Linked DNA regions of Homo sapiens: all the other regions are linked to region 3. A link is an interaction called in ENCODE POLR2A ChIA-PET data of the cell type or tissue named here. Cell type or tissue: PC-9. All regions are shown on one strand. Links, peaks and the distances in the headings refer to the core of each region. The heading gives the core; the rest is flanking DNA. Region 1 has its middle 32 kb from the start of FGFBP1. Region 2 overlaps LINC00504 (long intergenic non-protein coding RNA 504). Region 3 holds the start of LINC00504 (long intergenic non-protein coding RNA 504).

What was found. Peaks named below come from ENCODE experiments on the same cell type or tissue, not always from the same donor. Only the 100,000 strongest peaks of a DNase experiment are listed, where the experiment ranks them.
Region 1: POLR2A ChIA-PET joins it to region 3 with 5 read pairs; 1 of 35 experiments calls an interaction of 5 or more read pairs at or near these places.
Region 2: POLR2A ChIA-PET joins it to region 3 with 7 read pairs; 2 of 35 experiments call an interaction of 5 or more read pairs at or near these places.

Annotation. Positions count from the first base shown.
Region 1 is chr4:15,901,392-15,912,303 of GRCh38, reverse strand. No RefSeq gene overlaps it. Among named protein-coding and RNA genes, the nearest start is that of FGFBP1, 32 kb to the left of the region's middle. RefSeq lists a silencer at 2,552-2,712. In PC-9, for the core only: no CTCF peak of the experiment used is centred there; DNase peaks (open chromatin) are centred at 1,963 and 6,043; H3K4me3 peaks cover 1,095 bases; H3K27ac peaks cover 5,331 bases.
Region 2 is chr4:14,824,388-14,835,299 of GRCh38, reverse strand. The region is part of intron 2 of LINC00504 (long intergenic non-protein coding RNA 504); the gene reads left to right. Among named protein-coding and RNA genes, the nearest start is that of LINC00504, 58 kb to the left of the region's middle. In PC-9, for the core only: no CTCF peak of the experiment used is centred there; no DNase peak of the experiment used is centred there.
Region 3 is chr4:14,882,759-14,893,670 of GRCh38, reverse strand. It overlaps LINC00504 (long intergenic non-protein coding RNA 504), which reads left to right and starts at 5,502. Exons shown (of 7, transcript NR_126435.1): 1 at 5,502-5,612. In PC-9, for the core only: no CTCF peak of the experiment used is centred there; a DNase peak (open chromatin) is centred at 4,690; H3K27ac peaks cover 1,299 bases.

The DNA.
Region 1 (10,912 bases), core at 1,188-9,187, 1.0 Mb before region 3:
AAACTGCTCTTCTGCTCCTCTTCTTGGCTTGTGGATGGCCATCTTTTCCTGGGTCCTCCCATGTCATCCTACTGTGTTTATCAGTGTCCCAATCTCCCCTTCTTAGAAAGCCATCAGTCACATTGGATTAAGGCCCATCCTAATGCCTCATTTTAACAAATGAATTCTTGAAAGGCCACATCTCTGAATACAATTACATCCCGACGACTTCAGGATAGGAAATACTGGGAAGCACAATTCATGGTTCGACAATTCCAGCAGAGCAAAAGATACAACATGAAAATGGAAGCAGTTTTCCTCTTTCCCATGGCTCTCCACACAGGGAACCACTGCTAACAGTTTCTTAGAAATCTTCCCCTGCCCCCTCCCCACTTAATTTATATGCATAGAGTAGCATAGACACTCCCCTGTCCCCCACCATGAAAATCATGTTGGGAAATGGGATTGTAATTTTTACAGAGTTTTGTATCTTGCTTTGTCCACTTAACAATATATCTTGGTTATCTTTCCACATCGACATACAAATCTGTCTCACTCTGTATGAGCTGCAGAGCCTTCAAGCACAGAGAAGTACCTACTTCTTTTAATTTGGCCCCTGTGGATGAAAACTTGGATCACTTTCTATATTTTTACTATCACATACAAGGGTACAGTGAACATCATCGCATGTTTATCTGGGCAGACTTTTAAGAGTAAATCAATGGAATAAGCTCCTCTTGGGTGGACTGCTGGATCAAGAGATCATGCAGCCTTCATTTTGGAGGTTTGTGTCAAATCTCCCCCTTGTTTATGTTCCTACCAAGAGTGGATGAGGGAGCTCATTTCCTGAGACTAATATCTATGTTGTGTATAATAAATTTCTCCCCTAATCTGATGGGTGTTAATTCATCTAACATCATCATTGCATGCCCTTTGGGATAACTTTGTGCCTCCTGTCCCTCCAGGTGTTTGGGCAGTCACTTCCTTCTGAGTCCCCAACTGCTCTTCTGCCTTTTTTACAGCTGCCACAGTTCCCTGCATGCATTGATTTAGCTGTGAGCTCCTGAAGGGCATAGAAATGTCTGCTTTACCTCCATATACCTAATGCCTGGATCTTAGTAAGTGCTCCTTAAAGTTTAGTGAATTGCAGATTGACTGCTGGGGTCCCTTGTTAATCTTACAATCCTGTGAGTCTGTGTTGGAGATGGTGTTTTATTCACCTGTGTTTCCCTAAGCCTGAACACAGCACCTGACACAGATGAGATATTTAAGAAAAGGTTCCAGAATGGAGCATGTTCTCAGATGATGAACTGACTCTGCTTGTTTTGTCCCCTCTGCTGAGGGCAGGGGCACTGAAGTTGCAGAGAAGGCAGGTAAGATGTGAAAGCATGGTCCGATGGCAGAGGCACTTTTTGCTCTGCGGAAGCTGTACCCAGAGGGTCTTCAGACCAGGTACCCGAGGAGCAGAGGACCTTATGCTGAACGAGACATGCAAGCCAAGTCCCAAGGCATCTTGGGGTAGGTCTGAACCTGCCAGTCAGAGGTGGTGATAGAGTCCATATGGCCTGTCAACTGAAGAATGTGAAGGTTCATAAATCTGGAAAGGAGAGCTTTATTTCTCATAAACCACTGCCGCCTGCAGGGTGACCATTCTGATAGGCTAGGAAGCAGAGTCTGGCCAAAAGCCAACAACAAAAACCTTAGGGGAGAGGCAAGGGGAACAGGAATTTATGCTGAGCATGGTAGCTGAATATATATATTCTATAAGCTATAGGAGGAGTCATGAATATTTACAAAAGGAGAAATATACACGATTGAACTTCATGCCACTTCTGGAGTCCCATGCACAAAAAAATGGCAGTGTTAGCATGATCTGAGGGTGGAGTTTTGGGCCATCTGATGCCCAAAGGTGAAGCAGAGGACACACAAACCCTTAATAGGCATTCTCCCATTAGACTGGTTGGAACCACTCCCTGGTCAGTAGTCTCTTATTAGGCAAAAAAGGAGGAGCAGCATCAGGCAGTTAGTTGACAGTAGTGGTGAGGTCTTTTGAAAGGGCTGGTTTCTGTTTAGCCCTTAGGGAAGAAAGGCTCATGGTGGCTTATGAGGAAGGAGGTATAAGGTGGTGTGTTCAACCTCCTATACTGTCATACCTGAGAACTCAGTTTTCAAGGTTGGGGTCTCCTTGCCCAAGAGATGGTTCATTCAGTCAGTTGTGGGGGCTTAGAATTTAATTTTTATTTCTTAGGCTTCATTGTGACAGGCAGGTCTCCTTGACTGGGACCTCCGGGTGGGGAGGTGCTACCTCTCTGATGTCTCAGTGTCCATCAAAGTAGAGATGGCTCCCCTCACTTGGCAAGCCAGGACTTTGATTTTTTTTTTCATTGTAAAGCTTTAGAAACTCACTTTAGGAGGCTGAGTCAGGTAGAATGCTTGAGTGCAGAAGTTTGAGACCAGCCTTGGCAACATGGCAAAATCCTGTATATACAAAAATCACAAAAAATTAGCTGGGTGTGGTGGCCTATGCCTGTAGTTCCAGCTACTTGGGAGGCTAAGACGAGAGGATCACCTGAGGTCACGCTGAGGCTGCAGTGAGCGAAGATCATGCCACTGTGTTCCAGCCTAGGTGACCTAGTGACACCCTCTCTAAAAAAAAATTTTTTTTAAATTAAAAAATAAACTTCAGAAATTTCAGGATACCTAAGCAGACACCTAGCGTGCCTTTCTTGCCCATCAAATACATTGCCAAGTAATGTTCAACTCTTACCTGCACTGCTTCGAGCCTTCCACTGAGAGTGGTGTTCTTGGAAGTTTGGAAAAGTCCTGGGCCCCGAGCTATCAGGAAGTCATATTTTGTGTATGGTCCATGGCCAAGCTCTGTGGGATCAACCAGGTAACTATTTCATGTGGTGACAATCAGGAAGAAAGTGGATTGTCCTGTTATTTCTTTCCCCAGGCAGAACATGTCTGTCCACAATATAACACAATCATTATTCTCTTATTTCACTTAAGACATCGAGGGTCTCTGCCCAAATCTCATATTGAAATGTAATCCCCAGTGTTGGAGGTGGGGCCTGGTGGGAGGTGATTGGATGATGGGGCGGATTTCTTATGAATGACTTAGCACCACCGCCTTGGTATTGTCCTCGAGATAGTGAGTGAGTGCTTGTGAGATCTGGTTGTTTAAAAGTGTGTCACCTCCTCCCTCACTCTTTTGCTCCTGCTCTGGTCTTGTGACATGCCTGCTCACTCTTTATCTTCTGCCATAATTGTAAGTTTCCTGAGGTCTCCCCAGAAGCCACACAGATGCCAGCATCATGTTTCCTGTACAGCCTGAGGAACTGTGAGTCAATTAAACATCTTTTATTTATAAATTACCCAGTCTCAGGTATTTCTTTATAGCCATAGGAGAACAGACTAATACACTTCATAAGAAAGCAAGCCAGCACTCTCCAAACAGGTTTTGAGCAAGAGCTTCCGACGTGTCAATGTACACTTTCCTCTTCCTAGGTATAGGGTAATGGGTATCGTCTGGGGATACCCAGACCTTGATGTAGCCTTGTTTAAGGACAATAGACAGGGGTCTCAGCTCATTGATTAGAGAGGCTGTATACTTGAACTCCTCATTTCCGTTAGCCCCCCTGGACTTCTCTGTTGGCCTGCCCTGCACAGCCTGGGACACCCCAAATTCTAGTGGAGGAAAGAGAAGGCAGAAGCAGTGTGTTAGTTTCCTATGGCTGATGTAACAAATTAACTCAAACGTAATGGCTTAAAACAACAGAAATGTATTATCTTACAGTTCTGGAAGTCAGAAGGCCAACAAGTTCTCACGGGGCTAAAATCAAGGTGTTGGCAAGGTGCATTCCTTTCTGGAGGCTCCAGGGAACAATCCACTAATTCGCCTGATGCATCTTCTAGAGGGCATTCACATTCCTTGGCTTGTGGTTCCTTCTTGAATCCCCAAAGCCAGCATCATTGCATCTCTCTGACCACCCTTCCTTCCATAGTCATATTTCCCTCTGACCACAGGTGAGAAAGGGTCTCCTTTCTTTTAATGATAAACATGACTATTACTGGGCCCACCTGGATAACCCAGGATGCTCACTCCATTTTAAGATTCTTAATGTTGACATAACTACTAATTCCCTTTTGCTGTGTAAGGCAACATATTCACAGGTTCCAGAAATTCAGATGTGAGCATCTTGGAGGCAGGGGAATTTTTCTGCCTACCATAGGCAGGGACTCTCTTGCCCTGGTATATTGTCAGTTTCATATACTCACATTGGTACTGATGAGTGTCTTTGGGTATACAAGCTCATAGGTATTCACAATTTTCTGATTTTATTGTAGTTAGGAAGATACTGAATTGAAATAAGAAGAAAATATTTTTCAAATGGCTCCATTTTATTTGGTTTAGGGAGTTACCTATTTTACTGTTTGATGTCCAGGACCCTTACAAGCTTTATTTAGATGAGTGAGCACAAAGCAGTAATGTTTGGCAGAATATGAATTGGAAATGAAAATCAAGCAGTCCAAGACTTGGTCTGGAGACTTCCCAAAAGTCTCAGACCCTTACAGGGGTTTCTAAAGTCACAACTATTGTCCTAATATACTAAGATATTATTTGCCTCTTTCACGCTCTCTCCCTCCAGGGCCACTAGTGGAGTTTTCCAGAAGCTACAGTGGTATCATGACAGATTGGATGCAGAAGCAGAAAAAGCCAGCTGGCTTTCATTAAAGCAGACACTAAAGAGATTTGCAAAAATGTGAACCAATGTCACTATTCTAGTTATGTTTGGTTTTGGAAAATACAGTTATTTTTTATAAAACTGTTTCTGTGAACATGTCATGGGTTTACTATTGTTTTAAAATAATGGTTTTTTATTTTCTCAGTTTTAATTTCTAATACAGTAACTATTAACAGCCATAACTCACAGAAACAGAAGCTTTTTGGAGTTCTCAATAATTTTTCAGATCATAAAGGGGTCCTGAGGGCAAAATTTTTGAGACCTCTGAGGCAGGCAGTCAAGATGCAGGGTCACCTCCTATATCCAGAACAATCTGGAGGGGACTAGGCTGGCCTGGCCTGGTTGGAGCTACAGGCAGGAAGAGCCTACACTTCCTAGGCTGCCAGGAGAACAGTCCAGAGGCAGTGGGCAGTTTGGACCCCTTTCTAAATTTCTGATTCAGTGATTCAGTGACATTAGAAATTCAAGGCCAAGCGCCGTGGCTCATGCCTGTAATCCCAGCACATTAGAAGGCCCAGGCAGGAGGATTGCTTGAGCTCAGGAGTTCAAGATCAGCCTGGGCAACGTAATGAGACTTCATCTCTACAAATAATTAAAAAATTAGCCAGGTGTGGTGGCATGCACCTATAGACCCAGCTCCTCAGGAGGCTGAGGTAGAAGGATCACTTGAGCTGGGGTGATAGAGGCTACAGTGAGCTATAATGGCGCCCCTGCATTCCAGCCTGGGCAACAGAGTGACCTTTGTCTCAAAACATTAAATAAAATAATGAAATAAAATAAAAACAAATAAGAAATCCAAGACAAACAGGTTTGAAGGGCAGAATTGGGAGCATCATTTTCAGGCTGGTGGAAGTTGAGGTCTGTGTGGGCTCCTTGTCACCACCTATAATGCGAAATATTAGTTTTAAGTCCCCAAGAAAATCTGGGATAAATAAGAAGATGCTTATTCATGGCAACTTACATTCCTTTAAAAAAAGAAAAAAGAGGATGGGATTGGTTCAGTCCTTTTCAAGGCAAGGGGCTGAGGCTGGAAGCCTGACTGCAGCAAGGGGACAGTTCTTATCTCTCTGCGCCCCCCTTCTCCTTACCTATAAAGTAGGAATTTAAAGCAGCCTCTACTGTCGGGCTTGCTGAGAGGGTGCAATGAGCCAGAGCGCATAAGCACGCCACACAGTGCCCGGTACTTAGCAGATGGGTCAATACATGGCCCTTTGTATGGAGGGGAAGCGGAAGCTCCTTTGAAAGTGGCCATCTCTGCGTCAGGAAACCTTTCTCATTCTTTCCAAATTCACTTTCTCACCCCACCCACCTGGCAGAGTGAGTCACCCACTTGGCAGCCAGCAGCTGGGTGCTCGCAAGCTTGCCTAATCACACCTGGAGAAAAAGGGAACTCGGGCAGGGGCAGGACGCACCCAGCAGAGCAGTGGCGCCCCAGGCCAGAGGCCAGCCCCGCCCGGGCCCGCCCGCCGCCTGATGTCGCCCCATACGCGCGAGGCCAATCCGCGGGGCCGCCGCCCTCGGCAGGCACCCGGCTTGCACTTGCCCCAGCGAGCTGGCGGGCTCGGGGCGCGCTCCCCGGCCCCACCTCCTCCCCTGCTCCAGCCCGCTCCGAGCTGGTTTTAAAAAACAAAACAAAAAAGCAAGAGCTGGGCTTAGACTAGCTTTTTAAAATTTTATTTATTTTCCCTAAGACCTAAACTGGCTTTTTCCGCGTCACTGGCAAAAGTCATCACATGGGATAGGAAATGAGGACTAGGCAAGATCAGCTGGTTCGATGTGAAGACAGTGGAAGGGGGGTGTCATGGTCCCAAAGGTGTGGCTGCCAGGCCACCCCCATCCAGTTACACCATGAGTGCCCTTAAAGCAAGAAGCTTCATCTGACTCGGAGTACCCCCTCCGGGATGCACATTCTAGAGGAAGATATAAAGCCTCCCTTAAATACTAATAATTTGTTAAGACCTATTAAGCGCTTATAAAATGGCAGGCATCCTGCTAAAATGCTTTTGAACCGTTATCTTGTTTAATCTTCTCTGGGAAGTTTGCATCATTGCCCCCAATTTGCAGATAAGAAAACTGAGGTCCAGGGAGGGTGGTTTACACAACGAGTAGGGGCAGCCGGAAAGCAAAGCCCTGGATGTGACTGCTCTGCATGTGTATCCCTCTTAATCCCTACGGGATCAGTTGGCATTCAACAGAGACTCAGACTAGAACACACCAGTTTCCTGGGCAGAGAACATGAAAACAGGATGAGGGAAAATATCTATTTAGTGGTGACTGTCCAACTCACTCTGTCTCCATAGCCCGCCATCAGAATATTCCATGATTCATTTACTCTTTCATTCAACAAACGTGGAGCCAGGCAGTGCAACAATCAGGCAAAAATCCTGGTGGAAAGCGGAAGACCGGCAATGAACAATAAATGTAAGAAAATCATTTAATTATATAGCAAAGTAAGTGCTATGAGAGAAAGCAGAGCATTATGGGGAATTGAGAATGGAGGGGAGGCGAAAGCAGATTGCCATTTTAAATAGGGTTTTCATGGTACAATTCATTGAGAAGACAGCCAGGGTGTGAGCTTGCTGATATCTTGGGAAAGAGTTTTCCCTGTGGAGGGAATGGCTAATGCCGTAATTCTGAGGCTGGAGCGTGTCTGGAGCAACAAGGAGGCTAATAGGGTTGGAGAGACAGGGAAGAGTGAGGGGGAAAGAATGGAAGGATCTAATGTTTGGGTGGGGGTCAGGGTCAGGTCATGACCCATAGGATCTTGTATGTCATTATGAAGACCGACTTTCACTCTGGGTGGCATGTGAGGCTATAGGAGGAGTGACATTATTGGACTTTTATCTCAAACAGGTTACTCTACTGGTATGCTGAGAATAGCATACAGGGTGTCATGGGTGAGATAGAAGACCAGGTAAGAGGTAGTCCCAGCAATCCAGCTGAGAGACCACTGTAGCATGGACCAAGGTGGGAGCAGTGAAGGTGGAGAGAAAACTTGGATTATGGATATATTTGAAGCTGGTTTCAATAGGATTTGGAGATGGACTGGCATGGGTTATGAATAAGAGCAGCCAAAAATTGTCTGAAGGTCTAACCAAATTCAAAGAATGGAGTTGGCATCACCTGAGACAGGAAATGTTGTAGAAGGAACGTTGGTGGTGGAGATTAGGAGTTCACTGTTGTTTCTCAGCAATTGGGCAAACAAGTGATAAGGCACGACCATATTTGGTGTGGGTTGTTTTAGTCCATTTTCATACAGCTATGAAGAAATGCCTGAGACTGGGTAATTTATAAAGAAAAAGAGGTTTAATGGACTCATACATCTGCATGACTGAGGAGGCTTCACAATCATGGCGGAAGGCGAAGGAGGAGGAACGGCACATTTTACATGGTGACAGTCAAGAGAACGTGTGCAGGGGAACTGCCCTTTATAAATCCATCAGGTCTAGTGAGACTTATTCACTATCATACAAACAGCATGGGAAAACCTGCCTCCTTGATTCAATAACCTCCCAGTGAGTCCCTCCCACAACACGTGGGGATTATGGGAGCTACAATTCAAGTTGAGATTTGGGTAGGGACACAGCCAAACCATATCAAGAGGCTTTCCCACACTCCAGCACCTTGTTTCATCATGTTGATTGGACTTGCACACCTCCATGCCCTGACTTCTGTGGCCCACTGTGACCACAGCTTCCTTTCTACCACCACTGCTGGGTCAATTTCCACTTATCTGTAAAATCTTAGAAAAATGACATCTTTCTGCGTGAATCCTCTGGTTACACCCAGGCCTCATTCCCATGAACAATCTCAGTCCCTATAGTGTATGCCATCCAACTGGACACTTGATTATCTGCAGTCATTTGTGGTTCACCAATTCCTTGAAGTTTGCCAGCTATCTTTCTTAAAAGATCAATTCTTACACTTCATCTTTGGCATCTCACAGGGCACTTAAACGTGGAGGTTGGCTCATAATGAGACATTGATTGAGCTTCTTTTATACATTGTGGTGATTGGCAATTGCCACATCAGATGGGAACCACAGATTTGGAATCATTCAGCATTTCTCTAGGTCAAAGCTCTTTTCATCAGATGAGAAACTGGAGTACCAGAGAGTGGAAATAACTTGCTCAGTCTTTTAGGGAATTAGAGAGCCATGACCAGGACATAGAAGCTCTGATTTTTAGACCAGTGCTCTTTCCCCTATACTCACAAAGCTTGAGCCCTGGACAAGGGGCACCTATAAAAACAGACTCCAGGCTGGGTGCTGTGGCTCACACCTATAATCCCAGCACTTTGGGAGGCCAAGGTGGGCAGATCACTTGAGATCAGGAGTTTGTGACCAGCCTGGCCAACGTGGTGAAACCCTATCTCTACTAAAAATACAGAAAAAAAAATTAGCCAGGTGTGGTGGTGCACACCTGTAATCCCAGCCACTTGGGAAGCTGAGGCAGGAAAATCACTTGAATGCAGGAGGCAGAGGTTGCAGTGAGCTGAGATTGCCACTGCATTCCAGCCTGGGTGACAAAAGAGATTCTGTCTCAAAAGAAAAAAAAAATAGCAACAGACTCCAGTTTGAGACTCTTATTGCTTAAGTGTGGGCACAAAAGAGGATGTTTTGAAACAGGCACTCTCCGACTCTGTTAGTAGTAGTATGATTACCACAATCTCTTTAGAAAGAAGTTTGGTAATATCTATTCAAACTTTTAAATAAGCCAACCCTTTAACTCAGAAGATCCATTTCTGGATATTGCCCTAAAATACATGTGGTAAGTGACATGTATGCAACATTAGTTATTGCAGTAGTGTTTGTAATAGCGAAAGCTGGAAACAACCTAAAAGAACATTAGTTGGGAAGTGGCAAGATAAATCGTAGATATCCATCTAAGGTTTGCAATTGTGAAAAGGGATGCAGAAGATATTTTGGGCTGATATAAAATCAGGCCCAAGGGGAAAAGGCAAAATACAGAACAGTGTGTGTGCAAGATGTTCTCAATTGTATAAGAAAAATATGGACATGTCTATATAAGTATGTTTGTTATATACACAATATATTACTAGAAAGAAATATAACAGTAGCTGTTTAAAAGAGGATAACTGGGGGGAAAGTCTTTTTACTTTATACACATCTGCATTAAAAAATTTTAACGTTCATGTATTGCCGTTTTAATTTAAAAAATTGTTAACAAAATCTATCCATATAATTTAAATACTAAATATTGCCATAAAAGTTGGCAAATAGATGTTGCTACCCACCTTTTCCTTGCCTTTGACCAAGATGAGTAAATCCACCAACCCTGAGAAAGGAAATCTGTCAGTAACCACTTCCCTTAGAAAATTCATTCGCTTTGACTGTCATCTGTGCTTTCATTCTTGCTGATGACTTTTGACAAATTGGGAAAAGACTCCACCAGCGAGGTGTCCCTGAGAGGCCAACTTCAGAAGGGGATCAAGAAAATGAGCCTCCACCTGTTATCTCTCCCTAGTAGCTGGGACTACAGGTGCCTGGTTGTTCAGGGATGGGCTCCAGGCTTGTGCAGGTGTGAATCACCCACTTCTGGATGGCAAATATGGCAGCTGCCAGGCCTGACCTAATGAATTAGAATCTCTGTTATGAGGCTCTGACAGCTACATTTTTAAAATCCCCTCCCTGCCACTTTGAGGTAGTTCTGAGACCCACAGCTTGGTTAACTGCCTCCCTCTCCAATTTACACTTAAATGCCCTGAATTTGGCCTCACTAAAAGATGACAGTTTCCTAATGGACTTCTCAGCAAGATGACATAAAAAGTATCCCCTATGAAGCTGGAGGCAGAATACTGTTCAGTCCCCAACAAGGGTGTCCATGTTCTAATTCCTGGAACCTACATATATGTTATCTTCCACGACCAAAGAAAATTTCCATATCAAGGTAAGGGACTTGAGATGGGGATGGCATCTTGAATATCTAGTTGGGCTCAATCTAATTACATGAACCCCTAAAAGAGAAGACCCTTTCCTAGCTGTAGTCAGAGAGAAATGTGTATGGACAAAAAGAGATGATGGTGCTGGCTTTAAAGATGGAAGATGGGGCTACAGCCAAGGAATGTGGGTGGCCTTTAAAAGATAAAAAACTCAAGGAAACAGATTGTACCCTGAAACTCCTAGAAAAGAACATAGCCCTGCCGACATGTTGATTTTCGTCCGC
Region 2 (10,912 bases), core at 1,104-9,103, 59 kb after region 3:
TTGTCACAAATCATGTGCTGAATGTAATAGTTAGACTTTTATGATTCTGGGAAGGCATCTTCTTAAACTTCAAAAGAGTTGTGAGTTCCAGAAGAACCTAATGGGACTCCTGTGCACTCTCATGGCTCCTGAGGGGAACTGGAGGCTCCCCCATGGAGTGTTTAATTCCCTGTACTGATTACTCTCAGGATGTCAATGAAGACTGGACTAGATTTGACATAGCATGTCTCAGCAATTTCAGAACAACTCTCAGGATTTCTGTTTTATTTTATTTTTTAATAAAAAGGGAAAGAAGTTCTTGCCTAGGAGTCCATATGCCCTGACCTGTGGCCTGACCTAAGAAGGATTTAAAAAAAAATGATTATTTAAAAAACCACACAAAGAAGAACACATGGCAGAGACTGTAAGACACCCACAGAGCCTTATCTATCTACTCACTTGAGAGCAAACTTTTGTCAACCCCTATCCCGGTCAATTAATAGAGAGCCTTTGCCAGATTTTAGAAGTAGGGTCCCCTTCACTATTAGTGCAGTGAGTTTGGGGGTGGTGCCTGGCAATGAGTTTGGGGATAGTGTCTGGCATCTCCATACAGTAACTGTAGAGGATAAACCAGTCTAACTTGTCAGGCTGGCCAAATGGGGAGCAGCTGAAGGTGGTCTCAGAGGCTCTGACATCAGCTGGCTCTCAGGAACTGTGGACCTGAGTGTTTTGCTTTGTTTTCTAAACCACTATGGCTCCTCCTATGTGACTGCTCCCGGGGCTAGTCCTGCTGCCTTTTCCAGTTCAGCCTGCCTGATGGCTGGAGAAGAGTCAGTATCTTCAAGGCTTCAAAGCATCCTCATCCCAGAGCTCAGTCTGTCTGAGTAAAACTTAAAGCATACTTTTCCTTACCTTTTCCATTCCTGCTGGTTCAGTTCCCAATCCTTGGTTCAAAAGCCAGGTTGAATTACCTTTCTGGGAAAAGCTGTCAGACATGTGGGGATGATAAATAATAGCAACTCAAAGTATTAATACTTATAGCACATCATTAGGTGAGCAAGTCAAATATGAACGTGGGCCTACAGCATAGTCTTTTGTTTCCTTTTTTTTTTTTTTTTTTTGAGATGAAGTCTCACTCTGTCAGTGGCACGATCTTGGCTCACTGCAACCTCCGCCTCCCAGGTTCAAGTGATTCTCCTGCCTCAGCCTCCCAAGTAGCTGGGACTACAGGCACCCCCCACCACGCCCGGCTAATTTTTGTATTTTTAGTAGAGACCGTGTTTCACCATATTGTCCAGGCTGGTCTCGAACTCCTGACCTTGTGATCCACCTGCCTTGGCCTCCCAAAGTGCTGGGATTACAGGCGTGAGCCACCACGCCCGGCCTAAAACATAGTCTTAACTACTTAAAGCAAGTGAATAGAAAAATAGCGAAATTTGCATTGAAACAAAATGTCAGAAAGGAAATGCCCCAAAGTTAAACTGTGGTTGCCACAAGGAACTGGAATTGTAGGTTATGATTTTTCCTTATTTTTGATTTTCTGTGCTTTCTAATTTTTCTATTAAAAGCACATATAATTTTAAAATCAAATTTAAAAGAATAGTTTAACCCAACACTGCTGTGATGTTTTAGTCTGAAGAAACACATATGTATTTGTGCTCAAAAGTCCTTCTGGAAGCAGATGGAAAAAAGGATCCCTAAAATGTGATTCAGACCCAGTTGTCACAGTTATCAGAAACAAGTGAAAAACTTAGAAAATCTGATGTTAGAGAGCCTTGAATTATTCTGGTAACTACTTCCATTCTCAGTTTACATTCTGGGAAAGACGTTTTTTTTTCCCTTGCTTTGAATGTTTTAGTGTTGGAGCAACCAAGAATTATAGTTGTTCTAACTCTTAATATATTTAATTTTCAAAACATGAAACTTCAAGTAGAAATTAAAGCCCTGAATATATTTGAAACTCACCGATGCCTCCTTTTTCACATGGGACAAATCCATTGCCTCTTGTATTTATGTTTATTGCATCTATAAATCGATTGGGAACAATAAAAACCCAGGAGCCTGAATGTCAGGAAGGAAAGGAGACTCAGTCACAGCTTGTTGTTAACTCTTTGATGTATATATTTGTTCCAAGTGCGGGACATTGGCATCTTTTTCTGTTTCTTCATGGAGGACAGTGTCTTCTCTAATAAGCGGATAATGGGCTTGGCAAGAGAGCAGGCCCGTGTCTTCTCAGGGCAGAGTCACCACCTTATGTTCATGGTTCTTGTTTTTGTTGTCATTTGTTTCTCCTCCCTCCCTGGGCCACCCTTAGAGGTGTTAGAGATCAGGATACGTAATTCTGTATTCATCATCTATCTTTTTGTTCCCTACCTGTTTGTCCTTCCTGGGTCTCACAAGGACTCCCTCTGCATCCCCGGCTTCTCCCTCTAACAGCCACTATAACTCTGTTTCGTACTCATCTGCCTGCTTGCCTGACTGACTTACTAGATTACAGGCACTTTGAGTCCAGGGATCATGCCATATTCAGCTGCTTTGTATTCTTTTTTTTTTTTTTTTTTTTCCTGAGATGGAGTCTTGCTCTTGATGCCCAGGCTGGAGTGCAGTGGCTCAATCTCGGCTCACTGCAACCTCCTCCTCCCAGGTTCAAGCAATTCTCCTGCCTCAGCCTCCTGAGTAGCTGGGATTACAGGTGCATGCCACCACACCCAGTTAATTTTTGTATTTATAGTAGAGACGGGGTTTCACCATGTTGGCTAGGCTGCTCTCGAACTCCTGACCTCAAGTGATCCACCCACCTCGGTCTCTCAAAGTGCTGGAATTATAGGTGTGAGCCACCATGCCCGGCCTCAGCTTTGTATTCTAAGCAACCAACATGGAGCCTAGAAGTGGCTTCAGTACATTTTCTTAAATGAATAAAGTAGAATCAATAGAACTATGCTTCAAGCACTGTTTTTAAGCACTTTGCCTCTGTGGGTTCATGCAATACCCTGCAAGAGTTCTATTATTGTCCCTGCTTACTTGTATATGAGATGGAGGGCTCTGGTGACTGCAGACTTTCTGTCTCTAGAGCTGTGGCTGTTGAAAGCTATGTCTCTTCTAATACCTCCCCAGTGGGCTTCCTGGGGTGATGAGGGTGGGAATGGTCCCAGGCCCATGGAGAGAGGGCAATATTTAAGCACACTCAAAGGTCTATATAGAGATTGTCCCCCTGCTAACCCCTGCCCAGACTACCCCTCATGACTCAAACTATAATGCATAGGGGTGCTTCTTATCTGTCCAGACTCTTGGCCATCTGGTTCACCAGGCTGGGCTATCTGCACACCTTGTGATTGGGCTTGTGCAAGTAGGATGCTGGCATTCCAAGCCTTCTTCAGGCTGTTGTCTGGAACACTGCTGCTTATTTTCCACTCTTATTCTCTCTCCGTATTCTCTTCCCATGTTTACTTGGCTACCCTTCGGCCCTCTTGGCTTTGTTTTCAGCTCTAGCTCCTGCAACCTTTTCAGTTTTTGCAGCAGTGCTTGACTTCCCTGGGTGAGCCTCACTTCATACAGCCAGCACTCTGCCTGGGTTCTTCTGCCCCTGGCAGCTTCTGGCAAGTCTCCTGCTTGACCAAATGCCAACTCAAGTCCCAATTTCCAGTGTGACACAGCCTCTAAAGCAAGAGTGGGATTCCCCCAGAATTTATTACATAGCTCTGCAGAGAAGTTGTATGACGAGTTACACATCTTTAGTTCCAGAGTAGAAGTGGGAGAGGGTGGTTATCAAATTAAGGCTTATCTCCCCAGCCTAACCTGCCAGCATTCTTTGTGGTTTCCCCCAAAACTTCCATTTGCCCTTATTTCTGGGTTATTGCACACCCCCTGCCCATGCCTGGGAAACTTTCTCAACCCCACTCTCCACCCTTTAACTTGACTCCTGCTCCTCCTGTGAGCCTCGGTTTTGATGCTCCTTCCCTTAAGAAGAAGCCTGTGCTGCTTACATCCCCTGAGCCCTGGAGGCCTGGATCATGCAGGTGCCTTTGGATCATGTAGGTGCCTTTTCTTTTTTCTCCTTTGTCACCATGTAAATCTTCATCATCATCATAGTAGCCACTGTTCATAGAATGCTTCATTTATGCAGGCACATTTCTAAGAGCTGTACAAGGATTAGCTCAATTGATCCTCCACAACCACCCTGAGACAGGTACTATTTTAATCTCTGTTTTACAGATGAGGACATCTGGCACAAGGAAGTTACAGAACTTGTCTAAGGCTGCACAGGTAATTAGTGGTGTAGTCAGGTTTTGAACCCAGGCTGGCTGGCTCTAAAGCCACAGGGCATAGCTGTTCTTGACTGCCTCTCGTGAACGGCATTTGTCACAATGCATTGCACTGTCTAGTTACTCCTGTTTTACTCATAGCTGTGAGCTCAAATCTTTACATTTGTCTGTAACTAGAATTCAGGAATTTGAGCATAAAGCTGAAATCCAGGCAAAAATTAAACTCAATGAATATTTTTGGTGAAATAAATGCCTGAATTCTAGTTACAGATACTCTATGTCTCAGAAATTCAAGTAATTCATTCTTGATTTTGTGAGATGAAGTCTGACTTAAAAAAAAAGGATGGCCAGCTGGGCATGGTAGCTCACGCCTGTAATCCAGCACTTTGAGAGGCCAATGTGGGTGGATCACCTGAGGTCAGCAGTTTGAGACCAGCCTGGACAATATGGCAAAACTCTGTCTTTACTAAAAATACAAAAATTAACCAAGCATGGTGAGGAGTGCCTGTAGTCTCAGCTACTTGGGAGGCTGAGGCATGAGAATTGCTTGAACCAAGGTTGCAGTGAGCCAAGATCGTGCCACTGCACTACAGCCTCGGCAACAGAGTGAGACTCTGTCTCACACACACACACACACACACACACACACACAATGGCCAATTAACTGGTGAGTTCTTTTTGGGTTCCTTAATGATTTCTGTATTAATTCATCTTATTTAATGAATATCACCTGGGATAAACAACATTTTCTTGTCAGCTCAAAATTTTTTGTAAATATTCATTAATTATCATTTTAAATATTTGAACTGATAGGAAAGTGTTGTTTATCCCAGCCCCACCCCTCCCTCCCCGTATGATAGAGCTGGAGATTGGAACCAGAGGATTTAAGTGACTTGCCCAAGGTCACACATGGAGCCAGTGACAAACAGGATTCTAGGTTAGATGGTTTCCAGTCCTGTGCCCTTTCTCTACACCTGGTCAAACAAAAACTGCAGTCACACGAGGGCATGTAGTTAAAACAAACAGCAAGTCCACAATTGGTTCGATTATGACTTCAAAGAGCCCGATGGTACTCATGACTTTGGTGTGCCCTGGGACTGCGATCAGCCCAGAGTGAACACAGGGCAACTGATAGGAGGCCTGCTTGGCATGGCCAGAAGCACCCAGACCCTACAAAGTCTCTTAGGGTGTTTTGCTCACCATGAGGCCTCTGTCCCTGTGTGACCTTGGGCCCATTGCTCTGCTTCTCTGGTCTCCAGTCTATCCTCCTGTAGTATGTTGAGCTTAATCTCAAAGACTCCATCAAGCTCTGAAATTCTAGCATTCTCTCTTAACATCCCCTCTGCTATTGGCTGTGTTCACTCCTGCCCCTCTGCCTTCACCTGAGCCATGTGAGGAGTTTTCTGTAACTCCTCACTGTTCATTGGAATCCTCTCACTTACAGGTAGAGCACGAGTCCCAGCTCACAGGTGTGAAGGAAGGTCAGTGCTTTTGGGTCAAATCCAAATACTTTTCTTAACTTTTATGTGACCTGGGAACAGCGACTTTACTTCTCCAAGCCTGCAGCTGCAAAGGAATTAATAATATCCACAGTATAAGAATGGCTGTGATGATTCAATAGAATTAAATGTATGAATTACTCAGTGGGGCCAGGAATATAGCAGGCTTGGGGGTCAGCGAAATTTTTCTGTAAAGAGCCAGGTAGCAAATTATTTCAGCTTTCAAGGCATATGGTCTTATAGCTTTGCCAGTGTAAGGCAAGAACAGGTATGGACAATATGTAAATGAATAGGAGTGACTGTGTTCCAATAGAACTTTATTTATAAAACAGGCTGCCATCTAGATATGCAGCCCCACACTAAATTTTGCATGCTGTCTTGACCCCTATTGTAGCTTCTGATTCACATTGCTTTTTCTGTTTCCCTGTAGACAAATGTAAGGCTGTTTTGTGCTGTCTTTGTCTTTCTATGGATCCCCTCTCTGCGTCATTCCTCCTTTGCCAGATAAGACGGCAAGAACAGAGATGTTTTCATTGACGTTTTTTCATCCAGGGTTCTAGGCACAAGCAGTAGATGTGCCCAGATTTATTTATTTATTTATTTATTTATTTATTTATTTATTTATTTATTTTTTTGAGATGAAGCCTTGCTCTGTCACCCAGGCTGCAGTGCAGTGGCGCAATCTTGGCTCACTGCAACCGCCATCTCCCAGGTTCAAGTGATTCTCTTGCCTCAAACTCTTGAGTAGCTGGGACTACAGACACATGCCACCACACCCAGCTAGTTTTTGTATTTTTAGTAGAGACAGGGTTTTGCCACGTTGGCCAGGCTAGTCTCGAACTCCTGACCTTGGGTGATCCACCTGCCTCGGCCAGAGTTATTTTTTAAAAATAAAACTGACCAGGGGCAGTGGCTCACACTTGTAATCCCAGCACTTTGGGAGGCTGAGGCGGGCAGATTACTTGGGGCCAGGAGTTCGAGACCAGCCTGGCCAACATGGCAAAACTCTGTTTCTACTAAAAAAACAAACATTAGCCTGGCATGGTGGCACACACCTGTAATCCCAGCTACTTGGGAGGCTGAGGAGGATAATCGCTTGAACCCGGGAGGCAGAGGTTGCAGTGGGCCGAGATTGTGCCACTGCACTCCCACCTGCGTGATAGAGTGAGACTCTCTCAAAAAACAAGAAAAAATAAATAAAAAGGAGCCTTGTTCCTTCTCATTTCAGGCCAGGGACTTGCATCTGAGGTCTCTCAAGTGTAGAGGTGAAGGGCCTGGCACCAGGGAAGAAGAAAGTCTTTCTTAGGACGGAGTGGGCTTGCAGACTGGGAGGGGCTTTGCTTTCTAAAGAGATGCTGTGCTTGAAAAGAGCTGCTGGCACACAGGGGAGCTGGCCAGCAGCGGGGAGGCGTGTGGGTCTACTGCAGAGGTTTCATCGCCATGCCATCTGCACGGTGGCCTCTGCTGATAGCAGAACCATTGTTCCTTGCCATTGTGCAGAGTGGAGGATGTTCAGGACTGTGGGCAGGGTTGGAAGCAGCCACTCATTTTACAGAGCTCAGCTCTATGAAAAACAGAGAGAGAAAGGGTAAGCAAAGGGGGAAAGAGCACCCACCATTAGAATGTGTACCCGCTCAGAAATTGAAGTGACCTGGGTGTGAGCGACGATAACATTTGCTGTGAGTTGCTCTGGGTTTGGAATGGGAACTGGGCTTTTAGAGGCTGGTAATTGGAATGCTCAGAGATTCAGTAACCCATCTGGCAGTTATTCTGCAAATTTCAGTGCCTTGGTCAGGAGCCAGAAGGAAAAAAAAATCATGCTCTCTTCTCTTTTTTTTTTTTTTTTTTTTTTTTTTGAGATGGAGTCTCACTCTGTCATCCAGGCTGCTAGGCTGGAATGCAGTGGCGTGATCTCGGCTCACTGCAACCTCCACCTCCTGGGTTCAAGTGATTCTCCTGCCTCCGCTTCCTGAGTAGCTGGGATTATATGTGTGTGCCACCATGCCCGGCTAAGTTTTTTTGTATTTTTAATAGAGATGGGGTTTCCACATGTTGGTCAGGCTGGTCTCAAACTCCTGACCTCCTGATCTACCTGCCTCGGCCTTCCCACAGTGCTGGGGTTACAGGCGTGAGCCACGCCTGGCTTGCTCTCTTCTCTTAATCCCCAGTGCACGCACTTCTAGTTGCACTCAGCAGCCCCCAGCCTGGCAGGATTGTTAGTGCTACTTTGCTTGGCTCAGCGACTCAGGGAAGCCCCTAGAAATGCCAGATGCGTCAGCCGCTGGCCTTCCACAGGGCCTGGAATATGGCCAGGCACCCAGGAGGGGCCAGGAAGGAGTGTGGGTAATGGAAGACTGTGACTTCCAGGGTCATCTGGGCTTGGTTTTGAATCCTTGTTCTATGTGGGCAAGGTATGGAACTTCAGCAAAGATCGTCTCTGGGACCTACTTACCAACTCTGTGATTTGGCCAAGCTACTTAGTGTTCTGTGCCTCAGCTTCCACATGTGTAAAATGGGAACAATGTTGTACCTCCTCAGAGTGTTGTTATGAGGACCAATGAGCATGCCTACACACACACACACACACACACACACACACACACTTTAAAGAGTCTTGCCCACAGCACATGCCAGTATGGGTTTACAACCTTTGTAATTATTTTCTCACTTGTAAAATGGGAATAATGACATCCATTTCCTGGAGTTCCTGTGAAGATGAGATGGGTTCATGAACTTAAAGCCCCCGTTTCTGGGCTTGGCATATAGTAGGTCCTCAGTGAATGTTAGTAAGTTTGTGGTTCCCTTCACCACAGACTTGTGGCATAGCATGGGTAGGACTTGTCAATTACCACGGATTGTGGACCAGGCTTCGTCACCTGTTAGCTGTGTGACCTCAGGCTAGTCACTGCCCCTCTCTGGGTGTTCTTACTAGAAGATTAGGAGGTCAGAGAAGGTTCACTCTTTCTGCTATAATATCCCAGTCTTCCCAGGGGGTGGGAAAGCTTATCACAGATGCCTGTCTTATAGAAATTTGCCTTGAGCACTAGCCTGACCTTAGATGGTAGAGGTCACAGGAGGGGTGTTTCCAGCATGTGTGAAACATGACAAGGCAAGGAGCTCCCTGGGCAGCCTACAAAACTTTAAAGAAGGAGAGGCCAGGTGTGGTGGCTCATGCCTGTAATTCCAGCACTTTGGCAGGCTGAGGTGGGAGGATCACCTGAGGTTGGGAGTTTGAGGCCAGCCTGACCAACATGGAGAAACCCCATCTCTACTAAAAATACAAAAAAGAAAAAAAAATTAGCTGAGCGTGGTGGCACATGCCTGTAATCCCAGCTACTCGGGAGGCTGAGGCAGGAGAATTGCTTGAACCCAGGAGGCGGAGGTTGCAGTGAGCCAAGATAGTGTCATTGCACTCCAGCCTGGGAAACAAGAGTAAAAGTCCATCTCAAAAAAAAAAAAAAAATGGAGAAAGGTTTCCTCAATTCTTAGCAGCTCCCAGACCCATCATCATCATTGTTGCAAACACTTTGTTATTACTGAACACTTCACATACTTTAATTCATTTGACCCTCACAAGTATCTCATGAAGCAAATACATTATACCTGTGTTGCAGATTAAAAAAATAGGCAACAGAGAAGGTTACCTTGCCAAGGTGACACAGCAGTCAAGTAGAAATGGGCTTCGATTATAGTGGTTTCAGTTCTACATCTGGCTGTACACCATGGGACTTAGCTGGCAAATGGAATAAACAGATCAGGCCACAGGCTGCAGGACGTGGAGTGAAGTGGGACATGTATTGGTTCAGAGGGCAGCCATGCTGTGTTCATCCGGGGGCCCAGGCAAGACTTGCTGGAGGCCAAAACCAAATTGCACAACTTTAATTTCTCTGGGTCATAGCTGCCCTAGCCTGGTTCAGGGCATAGGAGGGTCAGGTGAGAGTGCTGTCTTCAGTAAGGCCTGGGAGAGGAAGAAGCTGTTGAAATGGGAGGCCTCATTCCCAGGAAGGCAATGGCAGGCATTGACAGGATACAGGATGGTACTTGGGGATGAAGAGGCAGGTCCTTCCAGGTAGGAGACATTGAGGCACTTTACATTCAAGAACACATGGGACAGAGGATCAGAGCCCCAGTGGAGCCTCCACATTGATTGATTCTGTTATGGAAAAAACTACATTTTCAAGTGACTTGAGCCTTTGGGTGGCTTGTCTAACTCAAACCCTTTGGACAGGTCCAAGGTTAATCTCTCCAGCGCTCTCTGGGGAAGAAAACAAGAGTGTGTTCTCTGTAGTGTCCAAAGAGTGCCCAGAATGCAGCCCCACTGCTTCCATGACCACTCATTGTGCACTTATCTTTTGCTCCATACAGTGTTACCATTTTATAGATGAGGGAAGTGAGATTCAACTGTAAGTTCACTGACCACCAGTACACAGGCTGCAGTAGAGCTGGGATTTGAACCCTGGTTGTTCTGATCCCAAACCTCTGCCCTAAACTGCTCCACTCTACTGGATTTTAGGAGAATGTTTCTATCCTTTGGCTTAACATGCGAGGTGTTTCATGACTGGCCCCTGTCACCCCTGCTCACTCATGCCACACTGCAGCCACAAGAAGTTATTGCTGTTCCTGGACTCTGTGCCCTTTCTGTACCTCTGTCTTTGCCTAGGTCATGCATCTGCCAAGATTTCCCTTCACAATTTTCTCCTCTTCCTTTAATGCTCAGCTCATGTGTCACTGTTTGAGGAAGGCTTTTCTCATTATATTTTCACAGACTGCTGAACAACTTTCAGCCTGCTCTTCCTGAACCCTTTCTCACCAATCCAATCTTTTCTTTACCCATCTGCCATGAGGACCTTTCTAGAATGCAGCTAAGATCTTGTTCCTCCCTAGTTCCTCACCCTTCATTAGCTCCCTATTGCTCTGAAGGTGCCTGGCACACGTGGCCAGTTCTGGCTGGCTCTTGCCTATTCCTCTCTTGAATAATGCCTTGGCAGCCTCCCTCTCCCACTCCAAACTTCTTCCAGTTTTCTGGAGGCTCCTTAACTCTCCTACTGCCCTCCCATGTCGCATGCTTCTCCCTCTTCCTTGAATGCTCTCCGCCTCTGTCTTCAGTGGCCAACACCTTCTCTTTCTTTTAGTCTCAGGGAGACTTCCTGGTGTCATAAACCAAGACGGATC
Region 3 (10,912 bases), core at 929-8,928:
CCAGTTCCCCTAACACAACTCAAGCTCAGAGGTGAAACCATACTGTGGGACATCAAGGAAAGAGACACCTGTAGGGAGGTTTGGGAGGGGAAGTTTGCACCAGGAAATTAACAGGCAAAGAAGGCCTCAAGGATGAGTGAAATTTCAAAGACAGACAAGAGTCTTATGTCATCTAAGTATCCCCAGAGTGTAGACACACACACGCACACACACACACACACCTTCCCCTTTTTATAATATTTTTTTACTACATATAGAATAAGAAATATATTCAGACAAGAAAAAATGAAACTATGTAAGCTGAATAGTGTCATTTGACCTTTTATCTGAAAATAGAACTCTTGGCAACATAAAAGAGGGACATAATATGATATTTTAGTGTATCCATTCTCAAAATATAAAAATAATCTCTTTTCTTCCAAATGTAGCCTTTCTTTTCCCTGCAAAACGATGATGATATTAATGGTAATATTAATAATACCACTCATTAACCTATCATTATATACCAGGTAGTGTACAAAGTACCTCACACATTTTATCCTTCTTTAACCTCACCACAACTTTGTGAGGTGATGTCTCCATTTTATAGAAGAGCTTTAGAAAGTTGACAAAAACTACTCAGTTGGGAACTCAGGCTTGACCAACTGAAAGTCAAGTACTTAACTAGCCTCCAAGGATGTTAGAATGTAGTTCTAGAGGTCTTCACACCGCACAAAGAACAAGACTTCTAAATGTCATAGGATCCTTCCATGAGTTTAAAGGGCTTCCAATGATGTAACTTTGTGTATAGGGGATGTAATGGAGATAACAATGGGGCCATCTCAGCCGGCTGTTGGCTGCTGTGCCTGTTGCAGTCCTGAGTTGACCTGCCTGACAGCCTTGAATGCCCGAAGTTGCAACAGGCACCCTGGTCAATGACCCCTGTTGTGTTGCCAGCCAACAGCCCATAGCAACTGCCAGCCATGTGCATGAGCCATCTTGGGGCCATAGTTCAGGGAAGCCTTTAAGTCAGCTCAATGGCCAACCAACTACAACCACATGACAGACCCAACAGAAGAACCTACCAGTGGAGTCCAGTCAACCCCTAGGACAAAAATAAATTGTTTTGTTTTGGGTAGTTTTGTTACATAGCAATAGATAATCATAGCAGTACATTGAGTTGGGTTGAATTTTAGGCCTAACACAATTTTTCAAATTTTTTTTCCAGGAAATGGATTTTTGGCTTTCAAATTCAAATTCTTAGGTGGGAAAGGTTGTCTTTGATTATTACATAATAGGTCGCCTCCATTAGATGTTGGCAGTGAGTATGTTTTCTGCATCTATATTGGCAAGAGACTCTGTGCAGACGACATTTCAATAGATTAAGGTTTGGCAAAACCATTAGTGTATTTAAAAAGGGGGAAAACATGGTGTCTGGTGCCAAAGGACTTTTAAAGATTCCTGGAAAACAATGAAAAAATATTTAGAAATATCGAGAGTAGATTAGGTTATAGAGTAAAGTGCAATTCGGTGTTTTAACAGGCAAATCATGTCGGCCATTTCTAATTTTCTCATATGATAACATTGTGGACCAGTAGAGTAAAAGGAAGTAGGCTTAAATTCCTGAATCAATTTGTATTTGGTCATGCTATATTATTCTTTTAAACACCCATAGATTATGCAGCCTTGTGTCTTAGCTACGGTTTGTATAGAGATCCTTTATTACGTTTCCATTTTTTTCTTTTTGTTTGTTTGTTTTTTTCAGATTCTAACATTTTGCTGGCTTCATGAAGGAATGTCGAGGTTTAGGTTTTAATGATCTGGAACATTCTAAAAGATATTTGGTTGATTTGTCTTCATAGGCTTGATAGAATTCTCTTGTGAAATACTCTTGACCTAAAATGTGTGTGTGTGTGTGTGTGTGTGTGTGTGTGTGTGTGTGTGTTGTGAGAAAGTAGGCATAAAAGAGAAGAGAAGTCAATGATGACTCTAGAATTCTGGCTTGCATATTTGTTTGGCTAGTGTTGCCATTGCCTGAAATAGGGAGCTCTGAAAGAAGTCCAGGCTTAGGTGAAAATCTCATGGATTTGATTTTAAACAAATGTTGACTTTCAGATTTTGCCTGACGAGGAGCCTCAGAGTAGCATTGTACTTGTCAGAGACGATGACTAGGAAATTTGTGCAGAAGCTGTGTTTAAATGTTGTATTAGTTTGCTAGGGCTGCTACAACAAAATACCCCAAACTGAGTTGCCTGAACAATAGAAATGGGTTCTCTCATAGTTCTGGAGGCCAGAAGTCCAAAATCAAGCTGTTGGCAGGGTTCGTTTCATCTGAGAGAAGGATCTGTTCTGGGCCTCTTTCCTAACATCTGATAGTTCCTTGGCTTGTGGTGGCAAAACCCAGTCTTCATATGGCATTCTCCCCGTGTGTCTGGGGACACCCATCATATAAGCCCACTCTAATGACTTCATTTTAACTTCATTACCTCTGTAAAGCCTGTGTTTCCAAATGAGCTCACATTCTGAGATACTGGGGTTAGAACTTCAACATATGAATATTAGGGGGAAACACAATTCAAACCATAACAAATATCAAACATACTCTCTTAATTTAAATTTTATTTTTATTTTGGGGTAGCTATTGGGGTGGGGCTAATGAAGATTATTTGGAGGAAATGTTCCCCACCCACCAGCCACTCATTGTTGCTGCCAAAAATTTGCTGCTGTGTATTCAGGTGACTTCAAGATATTCAAAAGCATATGTTATGCTAAGTGAAAGAAGACAAGCACAGGAGACCACATATTGTATAGTTCAATTTCTATGAAATATTTGGAATAGGCAAATCCATGGAGACAGATTCATGGTTGTTTAAGGCTGGGGTTGGGGCTGGGATGTGGAGCACAGCTAATGGATATGAGATTTCTTTTGGGGGTGATAAAATGTTCTAAAATTAAATTGTGGTAATCAACATATAACTGTGGATATATTAAAAACTACTGAATTGTAACTTAAATTGGGTGAGTTGTATGATGTGTGAATTATATCTCAACAAAGTTGTTAGACATTGTCAGCAGGTGGATGTAGGAATATTTGACTAGATGAATTTTAATGTTCATTTCAGCCATGAGATTCTAAGATCCTACATTCCTTTATTGTTCTGAGTCTCAGTTTTATCATTTGTAGAATGAGGAGACTGGAGTCTATGGAATAGATGATTCCACTTATAACTGAGCTGAAAAACATCACCTGACATCCTTATTTTACCTACAGAGCAGACTAGTTTAGAACATGGACTTTGGAAGCAACATACCTGGATTTGAATCCAGTTCTTTCATGGCTCTGCAATTTTAGGCAAGTTATCATACTTCTCCCAAGCTTGCTCTCCAAAAAGGAATATGGAAGGGATGATACAAGTACTACCTTCTTCATAGGGCTGTTGGAAGGATTTAATGTGATAATATTCTAAAGGGCTCAGCAAACACTTGGCACATGGCAAGTCACTACAAGAAGGTAGCTATTAATTTCCTATGGCCAAGACTAATGGCTCTACTTCATTAGTGGACCAGATAATTCTTTTTCAACAGGAAACAGACCATTGTGTTGTCCTTTCTAATTTGATGTTCTATCATTTATACATCGCACGCAATTTTTAATTATTAATTCAGCAGCATCTGTGTCAGTCCAGAACATATTTTCCCTCACACCCCTCCTGCAGTCTGGTAAGATCTTTGTGTTATCAAATAATCAGACTGCCTCTGTTTACAAGAGGCACCAAAAGCCAGATCTGTAATCATTAAAAGCAATCCTGATGGATGTAAATACATCTAGTTAATATTTATTGAGCACATATTTTGTTCAAAATATTATGCCAAGCACAGAGGGAGCTGCAACGATGAGCAATATAAAGATGTTACTCTCACAAATCCCATGGTTTAATGGGGAAGACACCCCCATGTATTAATTCAGTGATACATCAGATATTATTAGGGGAATGGAAAGATATGTCGTACAGTGCATCTTGTTGAGCTCAATAATAGATGTATGAAGTAAGTGCTGAGGACACCTGGAGAAAGAGGTGATTGAGTCAATATGGAGAGGAGATGCCTGCCAGGTGGAGAGGTGAATGAGGCCATTCCCAGTTAAAATCAGGGAATAAACTGAATTTCTCATCATTCAACAAACAGCTCATGCCCATTCATGGCCTGCATTTCTGATTTGGAGACCAGGGAAGGCTTCATGTCTAGGTAGAGCTGCTTCTGGAATGACGAAGTAATATTTGGATATTTAGAGAAGAGACTAGGGAGGACGATCATAGAAAGGGAAGATACGATCAGATTATGAAAGGCCTTCATGCTAAAACACTGAGATCACAAAAACTCATAAAGGGGAATGACAAACCCAAAATTATGCATAAATGTGGCTGTGCACATGCTGGAAATAAAACACACAAGTGGCTTTTTTCCCACTTTTCACTTAGTGTTCTCAACCCAGAATTTTGTGTGCATTGATCAGGAAATTGCTCTTTTTTCCTAATAGGTAAGTATTTGAGCAACAAGGCAGCATGTAGTTTCAACATCAAGCTCACTGCTGACTCATTTTTCTCTCAGCACCTAAGCTTTTCATTGTCAGTAACATTAATTATACCTATCATTCACTCTAACATGACCTTTATTTTTTTCCTCTTTATAACATTCTCTCCACATGGGCTCATGTTTGGGAGGCTGGAGACTGGTGATGTCAGCCCTGAGTTTTCATCATGTGGCAATCAGAGCTCTAGAAGCACAGGTCAGACTTTCAGGCTCTTCTGTTGCTCTGCCTCCAGCATTACGTGCCTGAACTGAATTGGCAAGCCATTCTCTGCTACCAGGATGCAGAAAATCAGGTTCCTAATTTGCCAAACAATTCTTCATTTCAAAAGGTTAGGGCAAGATTTGCAGAAGAGAGTTGGAAGGAACAACCATTTATTAAGATATCAGTGAATGAATGTGGACAGTGTGCTCCAAAGACCCGTATTTGAATCCCAAATCTGCCACTTATTTTCTGGGTAACTTTAAGCAAATTGCTTCCCTGCTCTGAGGCTCTGTTTCTCCCTCCTCTAGAGAATGAGGATGGTATTATTTATCCTGCAGGCTTGCTGTGTGGCTTGAATGAAGTTCTCACTGCAAAGCATGTGATCCAGACTTGGGCACAAGGTTGACTCCTACTGTCAAAGGCTCAGCAGAAATGACAGCTATGGTGAGCTTTCACCTCCTGCAGGCTTTAGGAAACCAGTGTGTAATGGGAAAATAGAGTAAAAACGACTGATATGGTTTGGCTGTGTCTCATCCAAATCTCAACTTGAATTGTATCTCTCAGAATTCCCACATATTGTGGGAGGAACCCATGGGGAGGTAATTGAATCATGGGGGCCGGTCTTTCCTGTGCTGGTCTTTCCTGTGCTGTTCTCGTGATAGTGAGTAAGTCTCACAAGGTCTGATGGGTTTATCAAGGGTTTCTGCTTTTGCTTCTTCCTCATTTGTCTCTTGCCTCTGCCATGTTAGAAGTGCCTTTCGCCTCCCACCATGACTCTGAGGCCTACACAGCCACGTCGAACTGCAAGTCCACTTAAACCTCTTTTCGTTCCCAGTTTCAGGTATGTGTTTATCAGCAGCATGAAAATGGACTAATACAACTACCCTTGAAAATCCCTTAAGCCAAATGATTGCATATATGGTTTTATGCCCATGAAAATAAGGTCGCTTCTGGTTAGCGGCCAAAGTGAACAAAAACCAAGTAAACAAGACATATATTTTAGAATTAAGATCATATTGATCATAGAACTTATTCACCATGTTAGATATGCAGGGGAGTAAGAAAGTCCAGGGCCGACCTCATGGTTGTGCATTCTGTGCCATTGTAAAGGGCCTCACACTCAGAAGAACCCTGTGCTTGGCCCAATGCTCTGCTATCACTGTCTTGAAATTCTTAATTTTTGAATAGGGAGTCTCTCAATTTTACTTTCCTCTGGTCCCTACAAATTATATAGTCAGCCCTTGTCATATATTTAAATTATTATTTCTCACTTACCCTCATTCCCATCCCAATTTGGTATAGTTGAATTCACATAAAGGCTTATATGATATGTTGTATAGCTAACTGGCTGTGGTACACAGTATCTTAATGTATTTTCAAGCATACCCTCGGAGATTGGTATAATTGGCCCCATTGGAAGGATGTGTAATTTACTCAAGGTCATATGATTAGTAAGGCAATTGGTATGCCTGTCTACTCTTTCTATTATGCCACAATGAATGAGAAAAAAAAACAGAAGGAAATTTCAGTGCAAAAGTAAGAGTTATAGGAGTACATTTGAACTAAACCGATGAAGAGGGGCATGCTGGAACCAGCAACACATTATGTATTTATGTAAAATTCCTTCAGATGTGTGCTTGCTTCCTGGCATGAAATCTGCAGCATTTTGCTCGTCATTGTATTCCCAGCCCCTGGCATAATGGTTAGCATGTAGAGGACGCTCAATAAATACTTGTCGAATGAAGGATATTCCTGCCAGATTCTTCTTCATTCTGCATTAATAATTTGGCCTTCCTTCTTGCATATTCATATGTTTGCTCCTTTTATTTGAATCCCCGTCTGTTTGATAGAAGAATGTTCTTTAGCAAGCGTGACGATTAATGATATCAGGCAAAAAGCCCCAAGATCTTAACTGATGAACAAACACAAACTTTGTTAATGATGCTTTTTGTAGAAGACATTGCTGGTTTATTATGTATTTCAAGCTAAAGGAGAATTCTAGCTACCATTTGAATTCTCTGCTACCTGGAGTGCCTTGGAAAAGGCCTTGGGAGAAAGAACTCCTCTTGCAAGTTGCAATTTTAAATTAGGAGTAATCTCCCTGCCACACCTAGGAATGAATTAGCACACTCTTTCTGTGTCATTATCCATTCATCCTTACTCTGTCCCTATAGTCAATGTGTCATGAGGGGCTTTTGATTTTTCCTCCTAAATTGCTCAACACCACCCCTCCTCTCCATGATCGGTTATTTCTCCATCTTGGAACTCACATTTCTCCTCCCTGTACTAACCCAATGGCCTTTTAGCACGCCTCTCTGCCTCCTTCTAATGTAGTCATTGCACAGAAGCCAGAGAAGTCTTTCCAATAAAAGACCCTAAACTCAGCACCCTCCGATTACAAGGCCCCCAGTCTCTCACTGCCAACTGCGTAAGCTCATACCTATTGGCCCAGCATTGCAGAACCCTCACCATCCTTCTCTTAACTACCTTTCTAGTTGATTCCTCTGCATAAACCCACTCATGGCATAACCCAGGCTTGCAGTCTGGTTCTCTGAGAAGCAGACTCAAGTGCAGAGTTTAGTGTTCAGGTGAGATCAACACCTGTGAGGGGAAGGATGGAGGGAAGAGATAAACTATGGTAATGCAGTACCAATGGTGGCCTCTGCCTACCCCAGTGGGAGCTCTGGAGAAAAATTGCTGCTAAGATTTTCCCTCAGTGGACCCAAATGTCTGAGCAGTGGTGGGGAGGGGGCTGCTTCTGGGATGGTGTGACCTTGGGTAAGATGGCTCTCTGCAGCCCAGGCCACCCCTGAGGAGCTGACCGCTGGAGATGTTTCTCTGCGAATGTTTCCAGCATCTGGGAAAACAAAATTTTTCCCTCTCAGAAGGAGGATCTAGGAAGTGTATCTCCATGTTTACTTCACCTAATCTCTTTTTTCTGCAAAGAACTTTTCCTCCTTTTCTGTGGCTTCATGCCTTTGTACCTGCCTTTTCTTCTGTCTGAAATGCCACTTGCCTGCCTCTTTCTCCCTTTGATCTAAATACTTTTTTTGTTTGTTTGTTTTTGAGCCGGAGTTTTGCTCTTGCTGCCCAGGCTGGAGTGCAATGGCGCGATCTCGGCTTACTGCAACCTCTGTCTCCCGGAGTTCAAGAGATTCTCCTGCTTCAGCCTCCCTTGTAGTTGGGATTACAGGCATGCCCCACCATGCTGGGCTAATTTTGTATTATTATTATTATTATTATTTTTAAGACCGAATTTCTCTCCTCTTGCGCAGGCTGGAGTGCAATGGTGTGATCTCGGCTCACCGCAACCTCCGCTTCCCAGGTTCAAGCAATTCTCCTGCCTCAGCCGTACTGAGTAGCTGGGATTACAGGCATGCAACACCATGCCTGGCTAATTTTGTATTTTTAGTAGAAACGGGGTTTCTCCATGTTGGTCAGACTGGTCTCGAACTCCCGACCTCAGGTGATCCACCCATCTCGGCCTCCCAAAGTGCTGGGATTACAGGTGTGAGCCACCATGCCTGGCCTGATCTGCATAGTTTTAGTTTTCCTTTATGACTGATGTCAAATGCTAAGTCTTCTTGAAGCCTCCTGTCACTCATCCAGGCAGATTTAGTTGCTATTTAATATTTTCAGTCAATGTACATTGCATATATGCATGCATCATAACCTCTGGACACACTAAAGATATAGGAGGTACAATCCGTGCCCTTATGACCTCCTAAAGATATGTGTCCCTTTTTTTGTGCTGTGGCAATGCTCAGTGCTTTCTTTTATTTTTAGCATCTGCTACATTACTTCTTTATTCATCCACTCAGTTATTCATTTGTTCATTCACTGAGTATTAATCAAGCATTTGCCTTCTATGTATCCAGTGTTTCTGTAAGCCCTAGGATACAATGATGCATAGTCAGGTTTGCTGAAGGGTAAATATTAATCAATGGATCATATAAAGTTTGCACAATTCTAACTTGGACAAAGAGTATGAAGTTCATGGAGCTAGGAGGTTTTACAATAGCTCGTTTAGCCTAGTCAGGGAGGTCAGGGGAAGTGGGTGGTAGAAGTGATTATTACAATATAATTTGGTGAAGGGAGAGGAGAAGAAGCCTTTCAGGTAGAGATTGCAGAATGTGCTCAAGCCCCATGGCAGGAGAGTGGAAAGAGAATTTAAAGATGAAAATGAAGTTGCACGAGGCTGGAGTTCACAGAGCGAAGAGAATAGTAGAGAACAATGTGTCGTGATTGCAAATGCTCATGGGAATGTTTATAGCTTGGCATTTATGCTCAGAGCAGTGGGAAGCCATTGAAAGGTTTTAAGCAAGAGGTCGAAATGATCAGATTAGAGAGCTGAAAATATGCTCTGACTTCAGTATGGAGAATAGATTGGAGGATGGCAGAGATGCCATGTAGGAGGCAGGGCTGTTAACTAATGAAATGAGGGTAGCTTGAACTAAGGTGGGGGATGGACAGTGGGAGATAGATCTAGAGCAATTTAGGGGAAAATGAAAAACAAACCTGGCAATCCTTGGTGATTCGTTTGTATGTCATCTGGGATGACAGAAAGGGAAGTGTCAAAGCTGACTTTAGGTTCCCATTGATCCCTAGCTCTTTTGGATTCTAAATCTGATGAAAATTATAAACCTCTTTCTGGAGGCAGACACACACACACACACACACACACACACACACACACACACACACGCAGCATTTTGAATGTCATTTCAGAAGGACATATAGAACTTGTAAAGCCCATTTATGAGCCCCAGGTGGGAAAGAAAACCAAATCTTATTCCTCACTGTACCTCTTGATTCTATTCTAGAAAACAGTGTGGAATCTGGCATGCAGTACATGTTCGTTGAAGTAATGAATAAAGGTGAGAGGAGATAGAGGGCACTGAGACACTTCTAGTGGTTAATTTTCTGCCCTTTCAACTGCAATATGGATGTAGGCAGTTATAGAAGAGTTATAACTTGCATGTCTATGTACCAACTGCTCATTAACTTGCAAGGCAGCATTAGGTGGGAGAGTCCACAAATGGACTCATGAGCCTCCAGGTGGTGAAGAGGAATAAATTTCAAAGTATTAAGGTTCCAAAGACCCAAGATTTGTCTGCAGCAGCTGTCTCTTCATAATGCTAAGTACTTTGGACTAAAGAATAAAAGTGTCTGCCTTTATTTTATGTGGGGGAGTGCATCATTTAGAGATGAAGACAGTCTGCCTATGGCTGAATGGGTAAGTTAGGTTAATGTTATCGTGTGGAAGAAGCAAAAATGATAACTGTGTTCATAGACAGAGATTTAGAACAGAATCATGTCTTTGCAGATAAGACATTTCAGGAGGCCAGTAAAGATAAGAGGGAGAAAAAATGCATAGAAGGAAGTTTTAGGAAAGATTTAGTTTGCCCTTATTAACCCTAGGCTAGGTTGGATTTTTCTCTTTGTGCTTTGAACAGCTGCATGTTAGAAGGAATTGCCATCTGAACCACAGACTCTCTGAAGGGCCTTAGCGATCACCTGGTTCAGGCTCCACCAGAGCAGGAATTCCCGCTGCAAGACTCTTAGCAGATGGTTTGTGGTTCCTCCTGAAGCTGGGCTAATGAGGCTCTATTGAACAACTCTGATGAAAAGTCCTGTCCTGATTGTTTAGTCTACACCAGGAATGGCAAATAGATTAAATCTGCATGACAATTCTAATTACTCGATAGTGCTTAAGGATTCTGGGGCTGAGTCTCAATTATTTTCAAAAAGGCAATAATTGTTGTAACTTGGAAGCTAAAACTGTTCTATATTTGCCATTCCTGGGCTAGTTCTTTCAGTCAATGAATTCAACTTACATTTATTGATCATCTACTATGGGCCAGTAGTGTGGTGTTAGAGGGTTGGGTTATAAATATAATGGCTATTTCTCAGTTCACATTTTACCTGCCCTATCTGCTACATCAGATACAGTCGTTCACTTTTTTTTTTGAGACATAGTCTCGCTCTGTCGCCCAGGCTAGAGTGCAGTGGCACTATCTCGGCTCACTGCAAACTCTGCCTCCCAGATTCAAGCAATTCTCCTGCCTCAGCCTTCCAAGTAGTTGGGACTACAGGCATGTGCCATCATGCCTGGCTAATTTTTTATGTTTTTAGTAGAGA